2 separate regions of the Homo sapiens genome follow, and region 1 is linked to region 2. The links are chromatin loops, found by intact Hi-C in ENCODE. Cell type or tissue: PC-3. All regions are shown on one strand.

The links. A loop is a pair of places that touch in the nucleus more often than their neighbours do. Peaks named below come from ENCODE experiments on the same cell type or tissue, not always from the same donor. Only the 100,000 strongest peaks of a DNase experiment are listed, where the experiment ranks them.
Region 1: a loop joins it to region 2, with 4 times the contacts of the local background. A loop is called at or near these places in 6 of 110 quality-filtered maps.

Annotation. Positions count from the first base shown.
Region 1 is chrX:102,860,598-102,868,597 of GRCh38, reverse strand. It overlaps ARMCX5-GPRASP2 (ARMCX5-GPRASP2 readthrough), which reads right to left. Exons shown (of 19, transcript NR_146584.3): 13 at 3,446-3,556. LINC00630 (long intergenic non-protein coding RNA 630) reads right to left here. Exons shown (of 12, transcript NR_146589.1): 4 at 3,446-3,556. Among named protein-coding and RNA genes, the nearest start is that of RAB40AL, 73 kb to the left of the region's middle. In PC-3, a CTCF peak has its summit at 4,678 (motif pointing right); a DNase peak (open chromatin) is centred at 4,667.
Region 2 is chrX:102,595,010-102,603,009 of GRCh38, reverse strand. It overlaps ARMCX5 (armadillo repeat containing X-linked 5), which reads right to left and starts at 3,495. Exons shown (of 4, transcript NM_001168478.2): 1 at 3,163-3,495; 2 at 1,978-2,090; 3 at 1,501-1,546; 4 at 1-1,130. The coding sequence starts at 868. It overlaps ARMCX5-GPRASP2 (ARMCX5-GPRASP2 readthrough), which reads right to left and starts at 3,495. Exons shown (of 19, transcript NR_146584.3): 1 at 3,163-3,495; 2 at 1,501-1,546; 3 at 1,033-1,130. RefSeq lists enhancers at 3,196-3,245, 2,678-3,449. In PC-3, no CTCF peak of the experiment used is centred here; a DNase peak (open chromatin) is centred at 3,529; H3K4me3 peaks cover 2,859 bases; H3K27ac peaks cover 1,202 bases.

The DNA of each region.
Region 1 (8,000 bases), 270 kb before region 2:
GAGAAAGGTCAGGTTACCCACAAAGGGAAGCCCATCAGACTAACAGCTGACCCCTTGGCAGAAACTCTACAAGCCAGAAGAGAGTGGGGGCCAATATTCAACATTCTTAAAGAAAAGAATTTTCAACACAGAATGTCATATCCAGCCAAACTAAGCTTCATAAGTGTGGGAGAAATAAAATACTTTACAGACAAGCAAATGCTGAGAGATTTTGTCACCACCAGGCCTGCCCTACAAGAGCTCCTGAAGGACGCGCTAAACATGGAAAGGAACAACCAGAACCAGTCACTGCAAAAACATGCCAAATTGTAAAGACCATCGATGCTAGGAAGAAACTGCATCAACTAATGGGCAAAATAACCAGCTAACATCATAATGACAGGATCAAATTCACACATAACAATATTAACCTTAAATGTAAACAGGCTAAATGCCTCAATGAAAAGACACAGACTGGAAAATTGGATAAAGAGTCAAGACCCATTGGTGTGCTGTATTCAGGAGACCCATCTCACGTGCAAAGGCACACATAGGCTTGACATAAAGGGAAGGAGGAATATTTACCAAGCAAATGGAAGCAAAAAAAAAGCAGGTGTCAGTTTATTTTTGATGAGTTTAATCTAATTGGCTGCATATTTTGTGACTTATTTATTTATATTTAGTACTATCTTTTCGAGATTTTTTTTTTCAGTCAATAAATTTAGACTTTGCACTTCTAACTAGCTTGATACAGCTCCAGACAAAGCTAAGAGTCTAGGTAAGCAGTCAATCTGGTTGTGGATTGTATCAGAAAAATGACTTTAGCAACTTATTTAGAGAGGCTATGCTCAGGTTCCCGCATCCATAAAAATTGGTATAATAACACTCATTCCCCTTTTATTTTGCAGACATCATAAAAATACATAAGATAATTAAAGGAACCCAAATATATGGGAATAAACATATAAACCTGAGGTAGGACTGTTATTATAATGATGATAAACAATGAGCATATTCAAATTCTGAGTAATTAATACAAACTGTCCAAGACCATTTTTAAATATTGCATGCATATGGCAACTTGGAAAGCAAGAAGGAATCACAAGCTGGGCTATTGGGAAAGTTTGAGAGTCCTAATCCTGCCAGAGGCACTGCAAGGTGTAGTCACTTGCAACATTCCTGTCTGACAGCTCCCAGGTGACTAGATAGATTTGTGTCTTTCCCACCAGCCTGTGCTGAAAAAGTCTTCCCTGTTATTTAAAAACAGGCATGGTTCCTCTCACTTCTGGTAGGAGCAAAGGCCAGTGGCCTGATGGGACAAATAACCTTTCCTTCTCTGACCCCAGAAAATATCCATATTAATTGGAATTGAATATTGAAATGTACCACCTTTGCATACGTCTAAAACTTGCAGCCTCTGGCTTCATTATGAGTCAGATGCCAAATGGGAAAGATAGTGGGTGGGTCCTGAAACAAGGCTTTGAGTGTTTTCTGCATCTCTGTGAGCAGCCAGGCTTTCTACTGCTTGTACCATTAAAGTTGAATATAAAACTGTCATTTAAAAGAAAGAGTGCCAGAGCATCTCTTTCCTTCCCCACTGTATTGTGGGTCCATTGACACTTCCATAGAGCTTCGAAGTCCCCTTTCTGACAAGGTTTCTCTTCCAATTATTTTCTTCTTCTTCAGCTTTGAATTTATTCTTGTTCATACTTATCTCAGTTGCAATTTTTCATTTATCTGCAGGTTTATTTGATTAGTGCCTTCCTTGCCAACCAAAGAGTAAATTAGAATAAATCAGGGGCTATATTTATTTTTACTAGGGCTGCCATATTTATCACAGACAAACAAGTAAACAAATAAAATAAAAAGTTACAGGACACTCAGCTAAATTTGAATTTCAGATAAACATGGAATAATTTTTAGTATAAGAATGTTGTTTATCTAAAATTCAAATTTAACTAGGAATCCTGTATTTTATCCTGCAACATTTTTAGTCACAGTTTACCTTCAGGGCTTATCATAGTATTAAGAACATTGTAAGAGTTCAATTAAAATGTCTTGAATGGATGAATGCCAGATTGCAGGGAGGAAAGTATCATAACATCTTAGACAGTTGCAAATACATAAGATTGCATACTTGTATACTTATAATCCATTTCCAAAAACACTTCCTTAAAGTAAATTTTCAAAAGCCAGGAACAACCCATAGAGCTCATAGATAAAACTTTTGCAGAGTAGTAGTCAGTAAAAATGTCATACCACAATTCCACCATCAACATATTTTCGATTCTCCTGATATCTATACAGAAAAGGTAACAAAAAATCATATACACATCACATAATTAACTAAAAACCAAATTTGAACCAAAAAGACTCTCTTCATTTTTTACAGTGTTGATTGAAATACAGTAGGCAAAACTTACAAAATATGTAGTTGTAAGTAGAAACATTCACTAGAGATCAAAGGGTGTAGAAATAGCCAGGAAAACTGGCAAATAACCCTCATAAGGTTTTGAGTGTACCTCAGATATTGTTCTTTGTCATCATTGCTATAATTGTTTGACCTAATTGCTGTCTATAAATTAAAAAGCAGATTATTGTCTTCTCAGACCGTTTTCATGTTTCTCTTTTCTTTCATTAATTTCAACAAATACTGAATGTCTATTGTGTGTAAGACAATGTCTAAAACAAAATAAAAATCCGTGTACATATGAAAAAAAAATATGGTACTGACCTGGTCTTCTGTTGTACCACAGTAATGACCAAACGTTTTCATACAAAAGAATTGATGCATATGTTTTACATAAAAATGAATGCATATAGGGCCGGGTGTGGTGGCTGACGCCTGTAATCCCAGCACTGTAGAAGGCCGAGGCAGGCGGATTACGAGCTCAAGAGATGGAGACCATCCTGGCCAACATGGTGAAACCTCGACTATACTAAAAATACAAAAAATTAGCTGGGCGTGGTGGTGCGTGCCTACAGTCCTAGCTACTCAGGAGGCTGAGGCAGGAGAATCGCTTGAACCCAGGAGGCGGAGGTTGCAGTGAGCTGAGATCACACCATTGCATTCCAGCCTGGCAACAGGCGATACTCCGTCTCAAAAAAAAAAAAAAAAAAAGAATGCGTATAAAGAGTGCCTGTGTCCTAGCCCTTCTGCCTCTGTCCTGTAAGTCCAAGCAATGATCATTCCTCTTCCCCCTTTCCCTCATCGCTACATCAGGATGTGCTTGTGTACAAAATTTGATTGCATCTGATCACTTCCACGTCTTCCAATTGTGGCAATGGCATGACAGCAGGTCCATGACGGAGTCCAGGACCCACCCTATGTGATAGGATGTCAGCATTAACTAATTTCTTCAGTCCTCTGTGGCCGACCTCACATGCCTCCCCTTGGGGAGTTTAAATGGCACAACTCTATGTGTGCCACTATGTCAATACATATCAAAGGGTACACACCACTTACATAAACAATTTCCCTTGTAGAAATTCATCTTCAGAATGTAGTGAAGAATGTTGATAAGCATCTGGTTATAAGGACTGCCATCCTGATAATTCTCTTTTGTCACTTCTGAGCCTGAATTTGGGAAGAGAAACCAAATGAGACACAAACCCACAAAAGGGCAGAGGGAAATGTGGTTGTCAGCATACACACACACACACACACACACACACACTCACTCACACAAACTGAGACATTTATCATGTTGTGTTATATTTCTCCTAAGACAGCTTGCTGGACTCAAGGAAGACACATTCAACTCACTAGCGCAAATAGCCACAGGAATTGTGCCTGTAACTGTGCCCTTCAGCAGTGCACAGACTCTGAAAAGATGCCATCCACACAGTGTAGATAATAGGAAATATCAGGACAGTCTGAATAACAAGAAGTTGTGAAAATTGATTATGTTACATCCATAGGATGGAATTCCAGAAGGCAACAAAAACGAGTTATAATGAAAGTAATGATGAGAGATGACTTCTTGTGTACCAAATTAATGATTCTCATTATTTCTAATGTGTGGAGAACTAGGTACTTTCATACTGTGATATAGGCAATATAAATTAGTAATAGTATTTTGAATTGATTATTAATATAAAATGTTATAGTTCAAAGGGTTTTAAAATGAAACTTTTAGGAACTTACTATAAATAAATGCTTACAAACATATTTGCATATACACGAGCATGGCGTTAAGTACATTATTTTCGGTCATAGAAATGGTAAGGGAACTAAATTTTCATTGCTATAATACTAGTGAAATAAATTTGAGGGTATCCACACAATGAAATACATAGTCCAAAAAAAAAAAGTGAGATTTTGTGTTTAAGTATTTTAAGATGTTATCACAGACGTATATTTCCATGAAAAGATGGTTATAATAAGGGCAAACTTGGGTTACAAAGATAATAAAAGATCTGCATCCATTTTAGCTTACCCAGGTCTCCAGCTATTTATCCATATGTCTCAAAGCATTTAAAATATATATTTATTATTCTGACATAGTTTTCTCTTCCACATAGTAAAAGGCTCCATTTTTTTAATGGAGGCTGTCAGTATTCCTACACACTGGGAATGCCCAATTTTCCACTCAGACTTCTAGAAAACTCTGTAGGGCGGGGCTTGGGCCACAACTCCTCCCTCCCACTTTCCTACTGTGATGTTCAAGCTGCATGCAGTTCAGGCTTCAGTCACGAGGGGGCACCACCGTACCACCATTGTCAAACTTCTCCACAGACGTGTTTGCATGGAGCAAAAAAAAAATACCTCACTTAAAACCCAGGGTATGAATTTACATATAGAATGACTCTAATTCTGTCAGAATAAAATTGATAAGTGTAAAAGAAGACAGTAAAATCCTCTACTCTGGGGCATCCATAAGATGAAACATGAGATACCTCTGGTGCACACTGGCAGCCCGTGGCAGGCAGAATTATTGTAATTTGGTATATTTTTGAAAGTTTAGTGACTATGTATATTGCATTTTATGTGAATTATCTGTTCATATCTTTTGATGATTTCTCTACTCATTATTAAGACTTCTTCCATATCAAGGATATTATGTATTAACCATTCGAAATACTAAATATAGATAGCAAATAAACATATGAACTAGTGAAAGACTATACAATTTCTGTGTTTAAAAGCAATACAACAGAATTGAACACAAATGAGCAAAGACATCAATCATATCAATAACAATAAATTGGCTTAACTCATCTATTAAAAGTATTTCAGATTGCCTATTGAAGAAAAATCCAAAGCTGTGCTTTTCCAAGTGATACACGTAAAACAAACGTATTCATATAGGTTAAAAATGTAAGGATAAATATATACTAGGCAGTTGACAATATAAAGAAAGTAAGGGTTACAATCTTGATAATTAAAAGAAAAAAACTGAGACCAAAATGGATTTAAAGAGACAAAAAAACACAGTTGATAAAGTCAAAGGCTACAATTCACAAGGAAGATGGGAGCTACTCATATATGCAGTCATGTGGTAAAAATATTGATAGAGCAAAAACTACAGTAGTGCAAAGAGAAGTAGGAAGAAGCACACCATTTAATAATAGAAATTCTACCACATTTCCTATAATCCAAAAACGTTCAGGTGGAGAAAAATTTAACAACTGTAGAGAAGACTTAAGCAACATAATTCCAAGGGTAGATCTTACAGATACACTTATTCTAAATTGTGAAGCCTAATATTAGGCAACACACCTACTTTTCATATAAACATGGATCATTCATGAAAATTGACTCTATCTGAGGCTATTAAACAAAACTTGCACCCAAATGGAAATAGATTAAAGTTGCAGAATTTGGTGCATATAATCATAATGAAAACAGAGGATGTACGAATTTAGCTAGAGTTGCTATCAGAGGCTATTTTAAAGCATTAAATACCTATATCAATAAAAATGAAAATGAGTTAAACATTCAATTCAGAAAGCCTGATAAAGAACCACAATGTAAACTAAAAGAATGCAGACAAAAAGAATACTTAATGGTAAAATTAGAAGTGAATATGTAAAGAAATAACATCTCAGCACAGTTGGGATGAGAAGGAAGCAAACATTGGTGCTGTGAATAATGTGTCAAAAACTGTGCTGGGATCTGGAGGAGGGTTTCCTCTTGAACTCCTCACAATGCTCTCTTGAGTATAAGAATCAAGTTTGTGTGTGTGTGTGTACATATAGACATATAATGTTAAATTAGCTAGTTGGAGGACAAGAACACCTATAGTATTAATGTGTGTGTGTGGTTGTATGAAGACAAATATGCAAAAGAATACTATATTTTGTCTAGGGACGCTCTCATATGTAGTAAAGTAATAAAAAAAAAAGTGGAATAAATACCGCATTCTGGATATTGATTATTTCTAGGAGTGAAGAAAGGGTCATGGAGGAGTAAAGTTTTTCTTAACTTGGATTAATTTTATAGTTCTCTATACTTTTTATCTGAAATATTTCATAAGTAGCAGGGGTTTTAAGGGATATAGTGTTTTTTTCATAAGTATAATCCATACTCAGCAAAGGCTTAATATTGGGCCAAGTAGTGAAGTTAAAAATACCAGTCCCATCATAAACTGGGCGCAGTGGCTCACGCCTGTAATCCCAGCACTTAGGGAGGCCAAGGCAGGTGGATCACTTGAAGCCAGGAGTTCGAGACCACCAGCCTGGCCAATACAGCAAAACCCGTCTGTACTAAAAATACAAAAAAAAAAAAAAAATTAGCTGAGTGGTCAATATGTTACATGTATGCCATTTCCAATCAGATGCATTGTTTAAGAACTGAGGCTGATCAACTGGTAAAGGGTTCAGTGGGAAGCAAATCTGGGGCAAGGCACGGTGGCTCCTGCCTGTGATCACAGAATTTTGGGAGGCCGAGGAGGGAGGATTCCTTGAGCCCAGGAGTTCAAGATGAGCCTGAACAACATAGTGAGGTTCCATCTCTACCAAAAAAAAAATTAAAAATTAGGCAGAAGTGGTGGCACACGGCTGTAGTCCCAGCTACTCAGGATGTCAGGTGTCTCACACCTGTAATCCCATCTACTCGGGAGGCTGAGGCAGGAGAATCAACTGAACCCGGGAGGCAGAAGCTGCTGTGATCCGAGATCACGCCACTGCACTCCAGCCTGCGTAACACAGCAAGACTCTGTGTCAAAAAAAAAAAAATTAATCCTATCATGGTTGAAATTAACATTGGGCTATGTTCTTTGGGATTTATTTTGTGTATACGTGTATGCACATGCACACTGTACATGCATTACATATACAACTCATATAATAATTAAAATACCATATGTATAGTTTAGTACCCTGTATTTTTTGTTATTTTAGTTTTCCTTTTACCTTAAGTACTAACATGTGGATGAGGCATTCTGGTTAAATTACAAGGTAAAAGATATGATACAACTTTGCTTTTTTTTTTTTTTTAAGGTTCTTGCTCTATCACCCAGGCTGTAGTACAGTGGTGTGATCACAGCTTACTGCAGACTTGACTTCCTGGGCTCAAGCAGTCCTCCCACCTCAGCATCCTCAGTAGCTGGGACTACAGCCATGTGCCATCACTCCTGCCTAATTTTTAAAAATTTTTTGTAGAGATGGGATCTCACTATGTTGTTCAGGCTCATCTTGAACTCCCAGGCTCAAGGAATCCTCCCACCTCGGCCTCCCAAAGTTCTGTGATCACAGGGAGGAGCCACCGTGCCTTGCCCCAAATTTGCTTCCCAATTAACCCTTTACCAGTTGATCCAGCCTCAATTCTTAAACAATGCATCTGATTGGAAATGGCATACAGGTAACATATTGAATAATATGATATGTTTGGGTCTGCTCATGAGATTTCTATAGACTTCCTTTAATCTATATATCAAACACTGTCCAACAGTTAATTCATTATAGGTTCATGAAACATAATACCTGGCCATGTATTCCTACTCCTATTATTCACCCTTTTGATAGTTAAAATGAATAATAATAAAATATGCTAACAATTATAGGGTATATAGTATTAA
Region 2 (8,000 bases):
TTTCCCTTTGCCTAATCTGTTTTTTGATCTCAGCTAAGGTCTGGTAATAAGGCCCATGATAAGGTGGGATCTTGGTCAAAGGTCGAATCCCCAGAGGAGTTTCAATCAAGGTCTCAACCAGGGTCCAGTTTCCTTCTGGAGGCAAGGATTGCTCCCCTCCTTCAACTGGAACTAGGACAATATACCTGGCCCTTGACCATGCTATTACCTTTTGTTTTATAGTAAGTGTGGGTTTGTGTGTGGGCTTGGGCTTTTCCTGGATCTTAGGTAGGGGCTTATAAACTTGAAGAGAGGTCTCTTCTTCAGGCCAGAACCAGGACCCTACACTAGGCTCTTCTCCAGTCCAGAACCAGGAGCATATATTTTCTTCATCCTCATCACTGGATTTCATCCCAATGCTGGTCTCTTCCCTTCTGTCAGGTCTGGACCCAGTATTGGCCTTATCATGTGACTTGGCATAGGACCTAATATTTGCCTCAATGACAGCAACAACCTTGACTTCAGACTTGGTTACAGTACTGACCCTAGACATAGGCATGGCCTTTGACTTGGTTTGTGGCACTATACTGCGTTCTGCCAGGGGTTTTGTCTTAGTCTCAACCATGACTCTAGTCTTAGTTGTATCTTCCACCTTGATCACTTCCCTTGTCACAGCCATAGCCTCCCTGTAGGTCACTGTATGTGTCCTGGTCATTGCTCCATCACCAGCTTTGGCCTGGGTCACTGATTCTGTTTTCAGTTCTGCCTCAGCCACTGCCTCGGCCTGGGTTTTACCATTCACTCTAGCAGTGGCAGGACCACTGATTCCATCTTGCAGGCCAGCCTCAGCCTTTCCTCTAGCCCTTGCTTCTGTCCCAGAGTCAACCATGTTCCAAGTTTAACGTAAGGACAAGTTATATACCCCCACCCGTCTCAGCCTTGACTGAAGTTTTGTCCCGGTTGGTGTTTTCACACAAAGTCCAGTAGTCACTCTGTCCCCTTTCCAACTACAGGCTCTGCCAGTGATATAGAAAACATGCAGAGGAAGCTCACTCAAGGTAGGGAAGGATGGCTGTGCATGGGCCCAGCCCTGTGGAGGGTGGTGGTCTTCAGCCACTCCAAGGCCACCAGATCTGCCACTGAAGTAGGACCTAGGGGTGGAGGAAGGAAATGGGGCTTTGAGTCTCTTCCAACTTTTTTCTCCTCATGCTGATCAGCACAGGGAGACAGGAGAATATGGTGATTCAGTGCTAGGTGAGAGAGGTAGATAATTAGCAAACTCTCTCTCCCTTCATTTCACCCACTCCCTACACTTCCAAGTGCCATCAGCCTTCTTTCCAGTCACCAAACAGGAGCATAAGGAGTAGGAAAACTGGATGAGAAGCTGAGGAATCCCTTTAGTGGTTCTTGACCCCTGCTGGAGCCAAGCAGCTCTCCACTACTCCATCCTACAGGTCTACCCAGGCAATCCCCACACTCATACCAACCTGCACTGATCTGGAGTAACTTTCTCCTCCTTACCTTGCTTCCAATGGTGACAAGCCCTACAGCAGATCTACAGGCAGACCTATGGACAAATAAACAAACAGGAGAATGTGGAAACTGATCTCCTGGTGACAGACCTTGGTCCCTTGCCCTTATTCTTGCCTTTCCAGATTTTGTCTAGTGTTTCCCTCCTCCTATCCCCTCTCCCCCACTGCTTTGTTTCAGGGCTACTCCTCCTCCTCCTTCCTATTGCCCACCATCTTCCTCTTCAGTGATTGCCCTAGAATGTCCCTCGTTCAGATTAGACTAGGTTCAAGCGTGAGAGCAGGACAAGCAGTGGAGAGTGGGAAAGGCAGCTTAGCATTCTGTACCCCCACAACTTACCAAGACTCCCAACTAAATCAGCAGCAGCAGGGGGTGGGGCAGATGGGAATAATTGGTAAAATGACAAAACAGAAGAGATGGAATTCTCTAGTCGAAGTTGCCCCCCTGTCCCTGTACCTTTACACCAACCTTAACAGATACAGGGCAATTTTCTCTTCTTCGTAATTTCCTAGTTTTAAGTTGGGTGACCATTTTACAAAACTTCACAACTGACAGTTCCACAGACCTGGGGACAGATCTACCTACAGGGATTCACAAAAACAGAGACCAATAAATGAAGACACAGGAGACAGTTGAGGCTGTTTTTGGTAGAGACCAGCACCTAGGGCACAGTTTCTTTCTGGATATAAGTACCTGTTTGGCAAACATTTTCTATCTCCCCTTTTTCTCCCACTCCTAAATCTCCAAGCCCCTCTGCTCTATTCTCAAAGTCTGACAATTCCTATACAGAGACAACTCAAACATCCCTACAAGGTAGTAGTAGTGGTGTTAGTAGGGACGAAATGCCTAGACAAACCACGGAGGCTGGGGAAAAAATGAAAAGTATTTATTTCCATATTTCATCTGGGTTCCTATGTTTCCTTCCTCTCTCCCAAAGCCTATCATTTTCTGCAACATAATGCGGGTAAGGGAGGACATGTTAGGAAAGCTGGCAGAGAGTTCTGGAGGCTCCCTTACACTCCTGCCTACTCTAATCTTAGCCATCTACCACCTCCAAGTACTGCCTCCCAAGTACTGCCCACTCTGTACAAACCAGGCCAATTTTCTTTTCCTTCTCCTCTCCCCTTGAGGTCTGCTGTCCCCTACAGATCTTTACAGAAACATGGAGTGCTGCAAACTTAGGAACAGATTTACACATAAAAACGCGTGATACACACCCAAAGAACAAATGAAAAGACAGAGAGAGAGACGTGGTTATTAATGGTCAGACCAGTAACCAAGACATGAGACCCTTTTCAAATCCAGAGCCTTGATTATCAAACATTTACAACCTCTTTTTACATTCTCTCCCTCTCAGGGCTCCCCAGACAACTGTCCTCGCCTGTGGAAGTAGCCCTCTCTTCCTCATCTAGTCTGCCTTTTCCCTGCTAGAAGCTGCAACCTTTTTCTTCCCAAGCATGGTCTGAGGTGAACCGAGTGTATGGAAATCAAGCTAGCAAAAGGTAGATCATTTTTTTTTAATTGTTGTGTGCCATTCCAATTACCCATCTCTCTCTCCTTCTCACCGCCCGCCTCCCATGACCAGGTCGCGTATCCAGTGTTCACCTCTGATACCCACATCCACCCCCAAGCGATGCGCACCTTCTCACTGACCTTCTCTGCTTGGATCAGAGGCAGTTTTCTTATTTCCTTGCCTCGAGGTGCTGTGTCATACAGCAGCAGGAACAGACAGTCAGACACAAGGACTCGAGGCAATGGCGGCGGCTGTGTATGGGGATTGACTCGGCACCTGGGACTCAAGACGAGATAACCGCTTTATCAGATTAAAGACTGCGATTGGCAAACTGTTGTCACTTTTGGTATTCTTTTCTCCTTCCTGTTCCCAGGGCTCCTCAGAACCTCGCGCGTAGTTACCATTTAACATCTACCTTTTCCTCCGCAGACGAGGTTCTTCCACGTCCGCGTTACCCACAACGGCAGTGGGAGGAGCTAGAGCGTAGTTTATGGGGATCCGGCTTATGGAAGCGGAGTGATATCAGGCTTTGTTTAGCGCCGCGACTCTTTTCTGTCGGAGGGCTCCCTGTCCTGTACCCTGTGGCCGCTTCAGGTATTGGAATGCGCAGGGACGAATTCCGGATATAGGGAAAACGGCGCTGGAACAAGAGAGGCAGACAAATACCAGAGTGTTTCTGTATTAGTTCCCCTTTTGCGGGAGCTCCCCCCACCAAGCCTACCATTCTTTCCTGAACTGAAATGCACATGGGTTTCCAGCTGTGGTGTCAGGAAATCTCTTCTGGCCTGACAGGCGGAAGTGTTCCAGTCTTTCGAAGTTCGTTCTCCAAACACAGAGGCCCACTGAAATGGGCGGTCTCGGGGTGGGGCCCAGGGTAGGAAAGTCAGCAAAGAGAGTCAAGACTGAGATAGGAGGATACATACTAATCGATTCCACAAACTTTGTGTTCCTTCGAGTCCTCCCTCCCAGCCCTTAATTTTCATTTTCTTTTTTTTTTTTTTAAGTTCTAGGATACATGTGCAGGATGTGCGTGTTTGTTAAATAGGCAAACGTGTGCCGTGGTGGCTTGCTGCACCAATCAACCTATGACCTAGGTATTAAGCCTGGCATGCATTAGCTATTTTTCCTAAGGCTTTCCCTCACCGCCCCCCACAACCCCTGACAGGTCCCAGTGCGTGTTTTTCCCCTCCCTGTGTACATGTGTTCTCATTGTTCAGCTTCCACTTATAAGGGAGAACATGCAGTATTTGTTTTCTGTTGCTGCATTAGTTTGCTGAGGATAATGGCTTCCAGCTCGATCCATGTCCCTACAAAGGACATGATCTCATTCTTTATTATGGCTGCATGGTATTTCATGGTGTATATGCACCACATTTTCTTAATGTTATCACTGATGGGCATTTGGGTTGATGCCACGTCTTTGCTATTGTGAATAGTGCGGCAATGAATATACGTGTGCGTGTATCTTTGTAATAGAATGATTTATATTCCTTTGGGTATATACCCAGTAATGGGATTGCTGGGTCAAATGGTATTTCTGGTTCTAGATATTTGAGGAATTGCCACACCGTCTTCCACAATGGTTGAACTAATTTACATTCCCACCAATGTAAAAGCGTTCCCATTTCTCTGCAACTTTGCCAGCATCTCTTGTTTCTTAACTTTGTATTAATTGCCGTTATGACTGGTGTGAGATGGTATCTCATTGTGATTTTGATTTGCATTTCTCTAATGATCAGTGATGTTGAGCTTTTTTCCATGTGTTTGTTGGCCACATAAATGTCTTCTTTTGAGAAGTGTCTGTTCATGTCCTTTGCCCACTTTTTAATGGGGTTGTTTGTTTTTTTCTCGTAAATGTAAGTTCCTTGTAGATTCTGGATATTAGACCTTTGTCAGATAGATAGACTGCAAAAATTTTCTCTTCTGTAGGTTACCTGTTCACTCGGATGATAGTTTCTTTTTCTGTGCAGAAGCTCTTTAGTTTAATTAGATCCCATTTGTCAAATTTTGCTTTTGTTGCAATTGCTTTTGGCAATTTGCCTGTGCCTGTGTCCTGAATGGTATTGCCTAAATTTTCTTCCAGGGTTTTTATAGTTTTGAGTTTGACATTTAAGTCTTTAATCCATCTTGAGTTAAATTTTGTATAAGGTGTAAGCAAGGGGTCAAGTTTCAGTTTTCTACATATGGCTAGCCAGTTTTCCCAGCACCATTTATTAAATAGGTAATCCTTTCCCCATTGCTTGTTTTTGTCAGGTTTGTCGAAGATCAAATAGCTGTATATGTGCAGTCTTATTTCTGAGTTCTCTATTCTGTTCGACTGGTCTATGTGTCTGTTTTTGTACCAGAACCATGCTGTTCTACAAGGTTACTGTAGCCTTGTAGTATAGTTTGAAGTCAGGTAGTGTGATGCCTCCAGCTTTGTTCTTTTTACTTAGGATTGTCTTGGCTATACGAGCTCTTTTTTGGCTCTGCGTGAATTTTAAAATAGTTTCTTCTAATTCGGTGAGAAATGTCAATGGTAGTTTGATGGGAATAGCATTGAATCTATAAATTACTTTGGGCAGTATGGCCATTTTCACGATATTGATTCTTCCTATCCATGAGCATGGAATGTTTTTCTATCTGCTTGTTTCCTCTTTGATTTCCTTGAGCAGTGGTTTGTAGTTCCCCTTGAGTAATGATCTTACTGCTAAAGTATGTCTATCAACTGATAAAATTTTAAAATCATCATTCATTTTCATAATAACTGCTGTTTTATGACTTATGTAATTATCTTAGGAACATTTCAGACATTTGAAAGATCCAAAGCAGAAAAGGTATCTTATATACACCTTAAAAAATGAGGATATCAGAGAATAACCTAAGTATATTATTAGCGCCAGGCTTCATTTCTCTTTTTTGGGTGGCAGGCGCTATGAACAGTAAGTTGAAGCAAGGAGAAAAAAAAATGCCCTTGCTCCAAGATTTTTACTTGGCCTTCAACTTTTAGCCAGAAAGCCCATTGGAGATTCAAGTTGATTTTTATTGTTAAAGGAATACTCATACTTCTAATCTTACATTCTACCAAAAAGAAAAGTGACTTAATGCTTTCTCTAAGTACACCTCACGGCATTGCTTGAGAGCTGAAAGATCCAACACATGTTAGCAATTGTTAGTAGCAATTTTAGGTACTTAATTATCCATTCACTATTAATCACTTGGTGCATATTCTTCAGATTGTTTCTCTTTCTGTAATGTATTCTCAGATATCAAAACACTCCAATGTATAAACATGTAAAATACATTTCTTTGCAAAATCGTGATTACCCTCTGAGTAATATATTACCTTACCTCTTTTCCTTATTATGATATCTCTGGATTTTTATTTGCCATTTCATTTGGTTGAGCATATTTTCAAATATTTATTGTATATTTACATAGTTCTTTGTGCATTCTGTTATTATTTGCCAATTTCTCTATTTGTTAAGAGATCTTTGTATGCCAAGCATACTAACCCCATGTCTTCAATATAGATCATAAATATTTTCCTACACCTTTTTTGTGTGTATGTATGTATGTATATATGTGTGCATATATATATGCACTTATAAATAATTTATATTCTATTTATGCACAACTTGTGTATGCTATATATGGAGAAAGCTATACCAAAGACATTGATATGTAGTTATATGTATATAAAGCCATATGTATATATACATATATCTCTATACATAAGACATTTCAAATTTTATAGTTTTTTTAATTTTAAAATGTAGTATAGTTCGCTATTTAAGAGCAAATACAAACAATATACGTGAGGACATTGAAAGTCTATTGAAAGTCCACATGATGGGATAGAAAAATATTGGGATGTTTAGTATTTCCAGGGCTTGAGTCCCTGAAAAGTAATTCACAGTATTTTTTCTCTGGGGAAAGTCACTTCTCGTAACACTTGATATGAGTCATGGTAATAAAAATGGTAGGATCAAGGGAGATAAAAAATGTATAATACCTGGAATATAGTATTTCTAAAAGTTTTAATACCCTACCCCTTACTTCAGTTTTTCTATGTCAACAACCTGTGTTTCTGCCTGAATGACACAGCACCTCAGGGACTAGTCATTACCCATGACCCCCAACACCTAGGCCTCTTGGTACAGGGAGCAGGATTTCACCTACACCATCATTATTTTCATCATCAATAGAGTTGTTAAGTTAGTGAGGGCCACATCTTGGATGTGAACATGATGATATGAACAGTATGACATGGCTTTAGGGCCAGTACTCTTAACCACTGCACCACAGAACCTCTGTCCCAGAGATACCATGATCGCCAGAATCAGTGAGCATTTATGTGGTCACTCTCAACATCCCCTGTGGCCTATGTGCTGTGAAATATCAAGATAACCACTGAACAAGGTCTAGGTCTGTGTGGAAGTTATGATGACCTCTGTAAAACTGCATTAATGTATAAAAGAGAAGGGAAGCCTCACTGGAGATGTCAGAGTCTCCTTGAAGAGGAGCTGTACCCAGAACAATGGGCAGGACTTATGGAGGCTGGATGGGTAGAAGGGAGAGGGAGTCTAGTATGACTGGAGTGAAGACTGGGGTCCTCTCAGGTGAATAGACAGGGCTCAGAGATAACTGACTGGACACTACAGGGGTCTGAGGTCATCCTGGTGTAGGACCAATTAAGGAAAGAACACATTGGTTTCTACAGGATGCTACATAGTTCCTTTATACAATGAATTGGCACAAATGTTAGTAAGAAGAAAAGTGCCCATGTATCTGCCAGTCATTCATGGCGGCAGAGAAGAACCAGGAGCACTGAGAGTAGTAAAGATAAATTGCTGTTCAGTTTCCTAAGCCTTCATTAGTAGGAAGTGGATTTCAAAGGAAATTGTTTATAATTAATCAAACCTGTCCGTCTGAAAATTATATACTCCCCTTAAATTTTCTCTGACTCTAAGTTTCATGGACTCCAATCTACCAGCGA